Linked DNA regions of Homo sapiens: region 1 is linked to region 2. Evidence: chromatin contacts called from ENCODE Hi-C or POLR2A ChIA-PET data. All regions are on one chromosome and are shown on one strand. The core of a region is the stretch at or near the end of the contact, and the rest is flanking DNA. Distances in the headings are between cores, read along the strand shown.

The links. A loop is a pair of places that touch in the nucleus more often than their neighbours do. ChIA-PET counts read pairs that join two places held with the same protein, here RNA polymerase II (POLR2A). Pooled maps may share reads with other maps.
Region 1: a loop to region 2 is called in a map of PC-9, with 6 times the contacts of the local background. The contact joins two enhancer-like sites. A Hi-C loop is called at or near these places in 1 of 168 maps with a recorded cell type or tissue (PC-9) and 8 of 50 pooled maps. POLR2A ChIA-PET finds 5 or more read pairs at or near these places in 1 of 52 experiments (activated CD4-positive, alpha-beta T cell).

The regions. Positions count from the first base shown.
Region 1 is chr1:110,200,070-110,205,404 of GRCh38, forward strand. It overlaps SLC6A17 (solute carrier family 6 member 17), which reads left to right. Exons shown (of 12, transcript NM_001010898.4): 12 at 1-2,133. Among named protein-coding and RNA genes, the nearest start is that of KCNC4-DT, 7.2 kb to the right of the region's middle. RefSeq lists an enhancer at 2,977-3,026. Within about 2 kb of position 3,254, at least 2 of the 41 ENCODE cell types and tissues checked have a DNase peak (open chromatin) inside an H3K27ac peak, as active enhancers do.
Region 2 is chr1:110,047,111-110,053,055 of GRCh38, forward strand. STRIP1 (striatin interacting protein 1) reads left to right here. Exons shown (of 21, transcript NM_033088.4): 14 at 432-506; 15 at 662-759; 16 at 2,002-2,128; 17 at 2,350-2,450; 18 at 3,233-3,299; 19 at 3,846-3,950; 20 at 4,573-4,777. Among named protein-coding and RNA genes, the nearest start is that of STRIP1, 15 kb to the left of the region's middle. Within about 2 kb of position 2,846, at least 5 of the 41 ENCODE cell types and tissues checked have a DNase peak (open chromatin) inside an H3K27ac peak, as active enhancers do.

The DNA of each region.
Region 1 (5,335 bases), core at 2,004-4,503, 150 kb after region 2:
TCAACCCGGACACCCTCACGAAGGGTCGCAAGTCACTCTTGTGGCTCAGATTGCTCTTAGGACCTGGAGGGACAGACCAGAATCAGGGTCCCCTCCTTTACCCCTGAGTTCCTTACTGTTCCCCCAAGCCTGGGAGCAGTCTATCCCCCAACCCTGCCATCTCCCTTACTCATCCCTCTTCCACAGCTTCCCCTTTCTAGCCCCCTCTGCCCTACCTGTCTTTCCTGAGTGTTTGAGGGGAGAGAGAGACCCACATCTCCCCAAAGAGATGAGCTTTTGGGGCACAACATCCCACCGCAGTCCCCCTCACCCGACAACACCTCCTACCTGGCCCCTTGCCAAATCCCAAGCAGAATTAGCAACAGGAAAAGCAGAGCCCCAGGAGAGACACTCTACTATATATACTCTTCTATATATTCTGTTTCTATTGTATATTCACTCTGTACATGTGGGTGTAAATGCTGTTAAATGACAAACCCAATATTATACTGTGGCTGGTGGACTATTTTCATCCTCAGTGCTGTACAGATCTATTTTCATTGTATATTTGATATATTTTTAATTTTGTAGCGTGTGGCTGGGCCAGGCCCCAGCGGGAGGGGCTGAGCTGGGGCTGTGTGCTTGCTAGGTGTGGGCGCGCTAGTGCTCGTTGTAGCCTTTTGCTGTGTCTTCGCTGTGTGTTAGACGTAGGGCCTAGAGCTCGGGGTGTGTGTGTGCGTGCTGTGTGTATGGTGTGCACATACGTGAGTGTGGGTGTGTGTAGCGTGCTGATCTGTGACTCCCAGTGTTCACCACCTTCCTGAAGACCACGCTCCCTCCCCCTGCCTCCTCCTCCTCCTCTTGGCTCTATTGGGAGCCTCAGGGCCGGCAGGGTGCTTCGGGAGCCCCCTGCTACGGGGAAAGGCATGTGTTTCTTGCTGGTGACTCATTGCCTTCACACCACTGGGTTTGCCAGAAACAGGGAAGGAGGGCGTTAAGGGAAAAAAAAAATCCTCAAATTTATTTACCAGTCAGCTTCTTGCTGTTCCCAGTAGAATCGCTAGCTCTTCTCCAGAGGAAAAGTACTAGGATTCTTAAGATGGCGAGACCCCAAGAGGGATCTCATAGCACTGCTGCATTTGCCGTTGACGCAGTCCTGACAGTGTTTGAAAAGGGCCGCCTGCCCCCTCCCCACTGTGCTTTTGATGCCTTTGGAGTCAAAGGCAGGTGGGGTCACCTGATGAGCTAAGATCCAGCCCCAGAATCCTGGAGGAGCAGGAGGTAGCAGGAGAGGACCAGGTCCCCAAGTCCCTTCACAGGGTCCCCACCCCCACTGGCTTTGGTGCTGTCCACACAGTGCCCACCAGAAGGCAGAGGGAACTCCAGGGCAGGGATGTGCCTGAAAGAGTCAACAGTCCCCTGATCCCCTACCTCTGCCTGCCCTCCAGCCCCATCACCAGCTTCTTGCTCAGGGAGACTTCCGCCCTCCTCACTGAGGCAACATGAAGCCCGAGGCCCAGATGGGGGCTGAACAGGTAGGGCACATCAGTTAATGCCAGTGAGGTCAGCTTCTGCCCTCCAGCAATACATGTGCAGGGGTTGCTGCTTTCCCAGTGCCAGGAGAACCCCCGCTCCGAGTCAGCCTGTGTGGGTCATGAGGCTGGGGCCCAGGAGACACGGTCCCAGGCACTGCACAGGCCTGCAGTATTACCAGGCGGAGGGGCTGCTTTTCTGCCCTTCCTCACCCCCACGCCCCACCCCACTCCCCCAGAGTACTCCCCACTGTGAAAAGAGCTGGAAACTAAACTGGTTAGAATGAACCTGGCTCCCTGAGCATCCCTGGATCCTTCAAATAGGCCCTGAGATGTGAGGTCTGCTGCTTCACTGGGGCCCGATGACTTTGGCTGGGGGAGGGGGCCTAGGGCCTCTTCTCATTGAAAGCTCTGCTTTATACAGACCCAAGCATACACACCAGGCCGTCACTTTGGGTTCTGGCATAAGTTCAGAACAATTCAAGTCCATGTGTCCCATGGCTGGTCAGAGCCCTGGGTCAAAACCACTCAGCCCAGGGGAGGGGATGAGGCATTGTCACCCTAGACCCCTCTTCCTCTCTCCCCCACCATAGTGTGCAATAAAGTGTCTGTTCTTACCAAACCCTTCTTGCCTTTCTCACCTGCTCTTGCAATGAGGGAGAGGGAAGGGTGGCCAAGGATCCTGCGGGAAGCTTTGGGGTGAAAAGCTTGGACTGGGATGGGTGGACAGGACTGCTGAGGGGGGTTGTGGGTGCTGGCTGGCTGAGGAGCAGCGCGGGGAGTGTGCACAGGTTCATATCTGTATTTTCCTATGAATTGTCCTAGGTATTAACAATGCACACACTTGTAGAGGGCCCTATTGGGGTCCAGCGATTCCACATGTCTAATTTCCTGTCATCTTTGCAACCGTTTCCTAAGGGAGACCCTTTGCTGGCTACATTTTTCCAGGTGAAACTGCATCTGAAATTAGGATGGTATTTGGTGGTCTCTTACAGGACCCTGTAGGGGAAACTCCTGTCCCACCTGACTACCAGGAAAAGCTATACTTGTCAGCCTGGCAAGGGTGGGGTGTGTGGAGGCCCACCTCAGGGAAGGACAGGGGTGGGAAGGTGCCAGTGTTGAGAGGTCTGACAGCAAGGACCAGGACTCTCTTGGGTGCTGGGTTGGGGGGGGGGTGGGCTCCCCTGGAACAGGCATATTCTAAAGTTCTGCCCCTCTCTTCAAGATAGCTATCCCTCTTGCAAACTTCAGTAGAAGGTAAAGACGAACTAGGGGATCTGACATCACCTCTGTTCTAACATTCCAGCCCCAAGTATTCATTTATTAAACACCCACTGAATACTCAGCACTGTGAAGAACGGACTGTGCTGGTGGCTGGGAAGCTCTTCTTCCTGCCTCACCCTCTAGGAGCACCGACATTGAAAGAAACAAGAAGTCTGGCTCCTGGAGGAGGCCTCACCCCCACCCCACCCAGCTCCAGGCTGGAATGATGCTGCTTGCACTCAGACGCACACAGCCAAGGACCCTGAAGGAACCTGCCATTTTCTTCTCTTGCCATAGAAAGTGTTGTTCCAGGAATAGCCACCAGATGGCAGGAAAACCTTTCTCGCCAGATCATAGTCTGCTTGCCTTCCTCTCTGTCATTTATTCCTTTGTGGGTTAGTTTATTTGTTGAACAAACATTTATTACGTACCCACCCTGGACAGGCTCCATGCCAGCTATAGATGAATAAAGATAAAATCAGCCCCTGCTGTCCTGAGTTTGGCAGAGGGAGGGGACCGGCCCTATAACTCCACATCTCCCCATGTATCTTTCAAACCAGGAAATGGCCTGGTGCTGAAAGTCACTCCTTGTCAAGTATTCAGTCTTTTGGTTGAAGGTAATGTTTTTGGTTGAGATGCAAGCCCTCTTGCCAGGAGGGGCACACAGATCCACCAAGATGCAGCATAACAAGGGCTTTGGTTCCAAGGAGCTCTAGAGTCATACTTCTCAAGTTCAAGTTCAAATGCCACCCAGCTTCCTGCTTCCTGGGAGGCCTTGAGCGAGTCATTTAATCGCTCTGAGCTTAAATGTCCTAGTCTGTAAAACAGACATAATAAATAGATTCAATGAGATAACACATGTTGGTCCAGTTATCTATTGCTGTGTTCCAAGTTACTCCAAGTCTGAGCGGCTTAAAACAACCATTCTATCTCGCAGTTTTCTGAGTAAGGAATTCAGGCAGGACTCGTCTGAGCAACTCTTCTGGTGGCAACCAAGGTCACTCAGTGATATTCAACTAGCAGCGAACTAGTCTGGAGGGTCCAAGGCAGCTGCCCTCACATTCACTCAAATGCCGGGCACTCCAGTGAGAATGGCTGGAAGACTGAGTTCAGCTGGGCCTGCCGGCCAGAGTGAGCACCTACAACTGCCTCTCCAGCATGGCTACTTGGCCAGACTTCTGACTGAAGGGCTTAGGGTCCCCAGAGAGACCATTTCAAGAGACAGGAGGTGGAAGCTGCCAGGTTTTTAAGGCCTGGGGCTGGAAAATGGCACAGTACCTCTACCATCTTCTGTGGGTCACAGCATCTGCCCAAATAAAGGGGAGGGCACACAGAAGCCCCCCTTGTTGATGGGGAGTGGGGAGAGTCTGGCTGCCCATGTAATGGGCTGATTCTAGAGTGTTAGGGATCTTTGTCATCAGTCACCTGCACATGCATGGAAGCCTTCTCCTGAGGGGATGTCAGCTTAGAGACACAGAACTGGGACACACAGCAGGTCATTTCTGGTGGGGAGGTGAGTGGTTAAGTTTGGGCCCTGGGTGGAGGGAGCAGTCAGAGGAGGATGAGAAGGGCATGCAGGAGGACAGGTGAGGCCACTGCTTCTGCCTCAGGTTTGCCCCAGGGCAGGTGGCATGAGTGGTTTGAATCATGGGTCTGTCGCCAACCATACCACCTTGGGGAAGCCACTTTAACCCTGGAATCTCCATTTTCTGATCTGTAAAAGGAGGACGACAATAAAATCTCTTCCTTAGAGATGGTATGAGGGAAAAATGAACTTCATCAGTAACATCTACTGGAATACAGTATCGACTTCTTTCCATATGGGGATACAATAGGTGCTCATTAAATATTTCCTTCCTTCCTTCTTGCGATCCTGGGCAAGGCCATGGGGCCTACTTCATTCTGGGGGCCCCATCACCCATGCAATGAGCCATCTCCTAAAGCTATTCACAAAGGACAGTTTCAGCCTAAAATCCAGAGAAGCCAAGGAAGGAAGGCAGAAAAGGAACTCTCTCCAGGAAAGGGAGTACCAGAGTGTGGGGGTCTCACTGATCCTGTACATTATCATGTTCACCCCAGCAGTCACCACCAGACAGCTCCAGTCATAGGGACTTGGGCCAAGGCTAAAGTATTCCACAGACCACAAGGCTATTGTGGGGTTTTGTTTTTGTTTTCTTTGTTGTTGGTTGGCCCCAAATTCTTTTTAATACTTCTCCCATCAAAAGTGGAGTCTATGCTCCTCCTCTTGAATCTGGGTGAGCAAATGCTTCCTGTGACCAACAGGGTATAGTAGAAGTGATGCTATGTGACTTCCAAGGCTAGATTAGGAAAGGCCGTGCCACTTCCACCTGGTGTTCTAGGGATACTCATTCTAGAGGCAGCCAGCTGCCATGTAAGACAGCCAACCACCCTGAGACTGCCATGCTAGGGAGGCGATATGTTTGCAGATGCTTAGGTTGACAGCTTCAGCTGAGCTTCCAGCCAACAGCCAGTGTCAACTGCCAGCCACATGAACACAGCATACTGAACGTTTAGCCCAGCTGAGCTTCAGATGTTTGCAG
Region 2 (5,945 bases), core at 1,596-4,095:
TGGGATTAGACCACAAGGTTGCCCCAGGCCCTGCCCTCAAAGAGCTCCCAGTCCACCTCCCAGTGCACAGGCTGAGACACGTCTAGTGCAGGGTTAAGAATACAGACTGAGTCAGGAACCTGCCTCTGATGCCTGGGTCCACCACTTTATGGATGGCAACTTAGGCAAGTTACTGGGTCTCTCTATGCTTTATTTCCTTGTCTGTGAAATAGGAATAATAATACCTTTATAGGGTTATAATAATAAGGATGAACTGAGTTATTACAAGTAAAATGCTTGGCACATTGTTTGTGTTCAGGGTTTGCTGTTATCATCATTAACATCATTATGTACATCACTGTTTACAGGTTTTCCTCCAGCCAGCTAGGAAGCTGGCTCAGGAGATTGTATTCTGGGCTGGGGTTTTATGCTTGTACTCATTATGTTAAAAGGGAGAAGAAGAAGTTGAGCAAGTCCCTGCAGAAACCCTCTACCAAGGCTTGCTCCCCAGCCTGCCTCAGTATATGGTGAGTGGTGCCTGCAGTGGGACACTCCCACTACACTGGCCTTAGAGCAGGCCCTGCCGTCCTCCTGCCACCTGCAGACCAACAGGAGGACTGCTCAGAGCTTAATTTTGACCCTGGGCTCTCAGACCTGTGTCTGAATGGTCTACTCTTCCCAGATTGCCCTCCTGAAGATCCTGTTGGCTGCAGCACCCACCTCAAAAGCCAAAACAGACTCAATCAACATCCTAGCGGACGTCTTGCCTGAGGAGATGCCGTGAGTATCATTCTGTGAATGAAGCAGGTGGGGCAGAAGATAGATGGAGAAGGGCAAACATTTTCCTCTTGTCAGGTTGGTTGTTGTTGGCCCAGCTCTACAGGTTAAATGTAGGTATTTTTGACCCAAAAAAAGGAAACTACGAGATTAAAGAGTTTCACTGGTTGGGGAGATGGCTTGGTCCTGTTGGCCTGGATTCTAGTGTAGACTCTACCACTGAGCAAACTCCTGAGTGAATTGGGGAAAGTCATTTCCTCCTCTGTAAAATGAATGGGGCCACCCTGGACATTTCCCCAAAGCCCCACTCTCCAGCTGTGATTGAGACACCCAGGATGAGGAGGGTTAGTTTGTAGACAGCTTGCCAGCAACAGCTGAACCTGTGCCAGGTATAGAGACATCCCTTTTCGCCAGTGATTGGGCACGCAGAATGCTGGCAAATGTCTCAGGGCGATAGAGTGAGATTCTTCAGAGCTCTTCTGCCCTGTGCCCTGTACTTGTCTTTCATGTGAGAGTCCAGATTGAGATCATGTTCTACTTTGAGAAGGACCTGGACCTTGACCTGATCTTCTGCCTGCCTGGGCCACCAGCCCTGAGCCCAGCTCCTGGGTGGCTGTGGCCCCGGAGTATGGCAGTGATGGCCGGCTGAGGGAGGAGGCAGGGGTTGGCTAACACCAGAGGGAGGATCACAGAACACTAGGCCATCATGTGATGGTCCTTGGAAAAAAGGTTCTAGAGTCAAATACTGTATATTTGATTCATGGATTTCTCTTATAAGGAGGAATTCCTCTTACAAAGATGTACAATGAGAAGTCCTGAATTAAGAAACCAATGTAACTCAGTGCTTCCTAAATTTATCTTACTCCAAAACCCTTTTTTTCCATGACATGAAACTTGCCAATATCCTGGTATTCCACAGAACACATTTGGAGAACTCAGGTTAATATGGCAGCAGAAGCTTAGGGGAGATCTTGGAAAGGAGAAGAAGTTCATTTTTGGAGGAAAGGCAGAGAAACAGACTGAGAATGTATTTGAGGGCATCATGGGGAAGAAATAAATTGTGCGAGGCTACATTGCTTGGGAGGTGGATGGGGGAGCCCTCGGCTGACTTCTGAGATGTCCTTGGGGTGAGTGGGGAGGTAGGAGTCTTTGCCCAGGGAGGCTCCGGAGTCCATCTTTTCTGTGGGCACCTAGAAATGAGGTACTGCGCATGCTGGTGGCTTACCCAGGCAATTATGTTTCCAGCACCACAGTGTTGCAGAGCATGAAGCTGGGGGTGGATGTAAACCGCCACAAAGAGGTCATTGTTAAGGCCATTTCTGCTGTCCTGCTGCTGCTGCTCAAGCACTTTAAGTTGAACCATGTCTACCAGGTACCCACAGGGCTTTCCCTCCTGTCCTGTGGGCTGGGGCCTCGGGCACTGCTGCTCCTCCAGCCCACAAGAACGGGGGCCTTGGCCTTTGACCCACTTGAACTCTGCATGAATGTTCTAAGACATGGCCCTTCAGCCAAGGCCTTTCATCCCTGGAGGAAAGAGGGCAAGGTCCCAAGGGCCGCGCCTTTTTTTTTTTTTTTTTTTCCTGTTGGCTTCAGTTTGAATACATGGCCCAGCACCTGGTGTTTGCCAACTGCATTCCTTTGATCCTAAAGTTCTTCAATCAAAACATCATGTCCTACATCACTGCCAAGAACAGGTGATGAGGGCCAGGGACCATGAAGGGGTGGATATGGTCAGACGGCAGAGTTCCCAGCTGGTATTTCCCACTGTGTCCATTTTTCCAGCACCTACGAGCCAGCACTGTGCTAGGCATCAAGACATAAAGATAAATGAGACATGGCCTCTGCCTGTGGAGAGCCCACTGTGTCAAATCTGAGTCTAGCTAGTCCTGCCCCAGGTGACTTGGTCTGTGCCTGGGCAGGAGGGTTTTCATCCCAGGATCTAGTACTTTCCTCCCTGTCCCTTCTGTACTTTTTTTTTTTTTTTTTGAGGAGTCCATGGGCTGCTTGCTGTCTCTAAGGGGCTCGGCCATGTGCCTTGTAATGCCCTATCTGCTGACTCTTAGCCCCTGCTGTTGGCCTGGTGCCAGCTGTGCTTGACATTACTTGCTCGTCAGTGTGATATACCACAGGGCGCCGGCCAGACCCTGTCTCCAGAAAGGTTTGGCATAAATTAGTTGCCCTGAGCTATCTCCTCCCCCGCCCCACATTGATTGCTGTGGGGGAAGCTGTGAGGGTCTCTTCCCCTTACAAGATCAACAAGCTGGCCTCTGGCTACAGGGGTGCTTTACAAGTTCTCTTGTAACAGATATTTCCTCATCTTATAGGTGGGGAAACTGGGGTGGGACACATCAGGTAGATTCCTACTTCTGCTCCAACAAGTGAGGGAGGAAAGCTGGGAGCTGGCTCAGGCACGGCTGCTCCACCAGGCCCTGGGCCTTTGCTCATGGTGGGCATCTGGTTCCTCTCCCCTCTGCAGCATTTCTGTCCTGGATTACCCTCACTGCGTGGTGCATGAGCTGCCAGAGCTGACGGCGGAGAGTTTGGTGAGTGGCTGGGCTCTCCTCAGCTGTCCTTTTGGCACCAGGGTCAGTGGGTAGAGAGCCTGCCTACCCCAACACTGCAGGAATAGAGGTGTCTCCCGCAGGTGAAATCACTGTGGAGTGCCCGGCTTTTAAAGCACTGTAAGTGTACAGAAGGGCCAGGAGGAGGGCTCTTGCAGAGCAGAGAGATTTGGATTTAGGGATTAGTCAGGGAGTGTGGTCTTCAGGGGCTGCTGATCCAGAGCTCACCTAGTAGAGGGCTTCTCTCCCTCAACACTGGACTCGGCAGTAGGAGCTCTGGGGCAGCCCAAGGCCACAGCTCCCAGTATCATGGTTCATATTTCCTGCAGGAAAAGTCTAGGGAGCCTCCCTCTTCCCCTAGTCCCCTGCCAGCTTCTGGGATGGAGTCCTGGGGCTGCTCTGAGAGCAGGGGATTCCTGGTAGAGGCCTGGAGACCCGGCTGTCCTGAGATCATGTGTGAGGGACTTTTGGAAACTGCTGCACACACTGCAGCCATGAGGGCTGATTGTTCCTGGGTTTACCCTGCAGGAAGCAGGTGACAGTAACCAATTTTGCTGGAGGAACCTCTTTTCTTGTATCAATCTGCTTCGGATCTTGAACAAGCTGACAAAGTGGAAGCATTCAAGGACAATGGTAAGTGAGTCAGTGTAGTCAGCAGGCTTGGAACTTGGAGCTCAAAGAAGAGTGCTGGGAGCAGGGAGTCCCCAGGGTGGGGCTCACTGTGCCTTCTCACTTAACTTTGCTGTAGCCGTATCCTTGCATTTTAAGGGCCAATTCCCAGTTCCTTGATGAATTGAACTGGAAGCTGGAAGAGGCCCAGTCATGCACTGAAACAAATCTACATTTATAGAAGAACTTTTTCCATGTCGTCTTAATCTTGATTGGTAACATAATCAGGGTTCTGAGAATCTTCCTTAACTCTGGGTCTGTGGATGCCTTTGGGGTGGGGAGGTCCTTGAATCCTCTGATAACTGTGTGTACATGTACACCGGAATGTTTCTGGAAGGAATCCATAGCTTTCTTCAGATTCCAAAGTGACACATAGTTAGGGTGACCAACCATCCTGGTTTGTCTGGAACTCTACTGGTTTTAGCATTTAAAGTCCTATGTATCAGGAAACTCTTCAGTCCAAGGGAAACTGGGATGGTTTGTCACCCTGACAGTAACTTCCAAAGGGTTAAGCAGCAGTGTGACCTGGGATGTATGCATTTATTTTTGTCTTCAACTTGGGCTGCTTGCTTGTTTCCCTTCCCAGATGCTGGTGGTGTTCAAGTCAGCCCCCATCTTGAAGCGGGCCCTAAAGGTGAAACAAGCCATGATGCAGCTCTATGTGCTGAAGCTGCTCAAGGTACAGACCAAATACTTGGGGCGGCAGTGGCGAAAGAGCAACATGAAGACCATGTCTGCCATCTACCAGAAGGTGCGGCATCGGCTGAACGACGACTGGGCATACGGCAATGGTGAGACTCTGCACTCAGCCAGATTTGGGTGGGAGTGTGTCGGGAAAAGTGACATCTTTCACTCCCTGCCCGTGGTACTCAGGTACTTCTCTGCCCTGAGCTTCCCCCCAAGGAACAGGAAGGAGCCCAGCTCCTGCTTTTGTAGCATCAGGATGGGCACTCTAGGAAGGACTTTGAGAAGCTACCCAGCCTTGGCATCTGCGATCATCCCCATCTCTCCTTGTACCTCCAAGTCATTCCTTTTCTAGAAATTGTCATAAGACTGTGTCCCCTCTTTTCATCCCCATTTTGGCCACCTAAACTCTTACAGCTCTTGACTGACTTCCCTGCCTCTAATTTCTTCCCCTCCATCAGTGTCTCAGATTTCCCTAGTGATCCTTTTTTACTTTGATGTTTTTTAAAGATAGGGTCTCGCTCTGTTGCCCAGGCTAGAGTGCGATCCTGGCTCACCACAACATCTGCCTCCTGGGCTCAAACTATCCTCCTGCCTTAGCCTCCTGAGTAGCTGGAACCACAGGCACATGCCACTGTGCCCACCTAATTGTATCTTTTTTATAGAGACAGGGTTTCACCATGTTTCCCAGGGTGGTCTTTTTTTTCTTTTGAGACAGAGATTCTGTCGCCCAGGCTGGATTGCAGTGGCACAGTCTCAGCTCACTGCAACCTCTGCCCCCCAGGTTTAAGCGATTCTCCCCCCTCAGCCTCCCAAGTAGCTGGGACTACAGCTGCACGCCACCATGTCCAGCTAATTTTTGTATTTTTTGTAGAGATGGGGTTTCACTGTGTTAGCCAGGCTGGCCTCGAGTTCCTGGCCTCAAGAGATGCACCCACCTCGGCCTCCCAAAGTGCTGGGATTACAGGCATGATCCACTGTGCCCAGCCTTCTCAGGGGGTTCTTGAACTCCTGGGTTCAAGCGATCCACCAGCCTCGGCCTCCCAGAGTGTTGGGATTACAAGCGTGAGCCACTGCGCCCGGCCCCCTAGTGAATCTTTTCAACATGCAGATCCTGTGCTGTTACCTCCCTGAGTAAAATCCTTCATTAGCTTCCTATTTCCCTTAGAATTAGATTCAGACTCAGGCAGGGCATGTGAGGCTCCCTCGTCCTTTTTCATTCTCCTCCTCTGTAATCTGACCCAGCTTCCTTTTCAACCTTGTTACGGGCTGTCA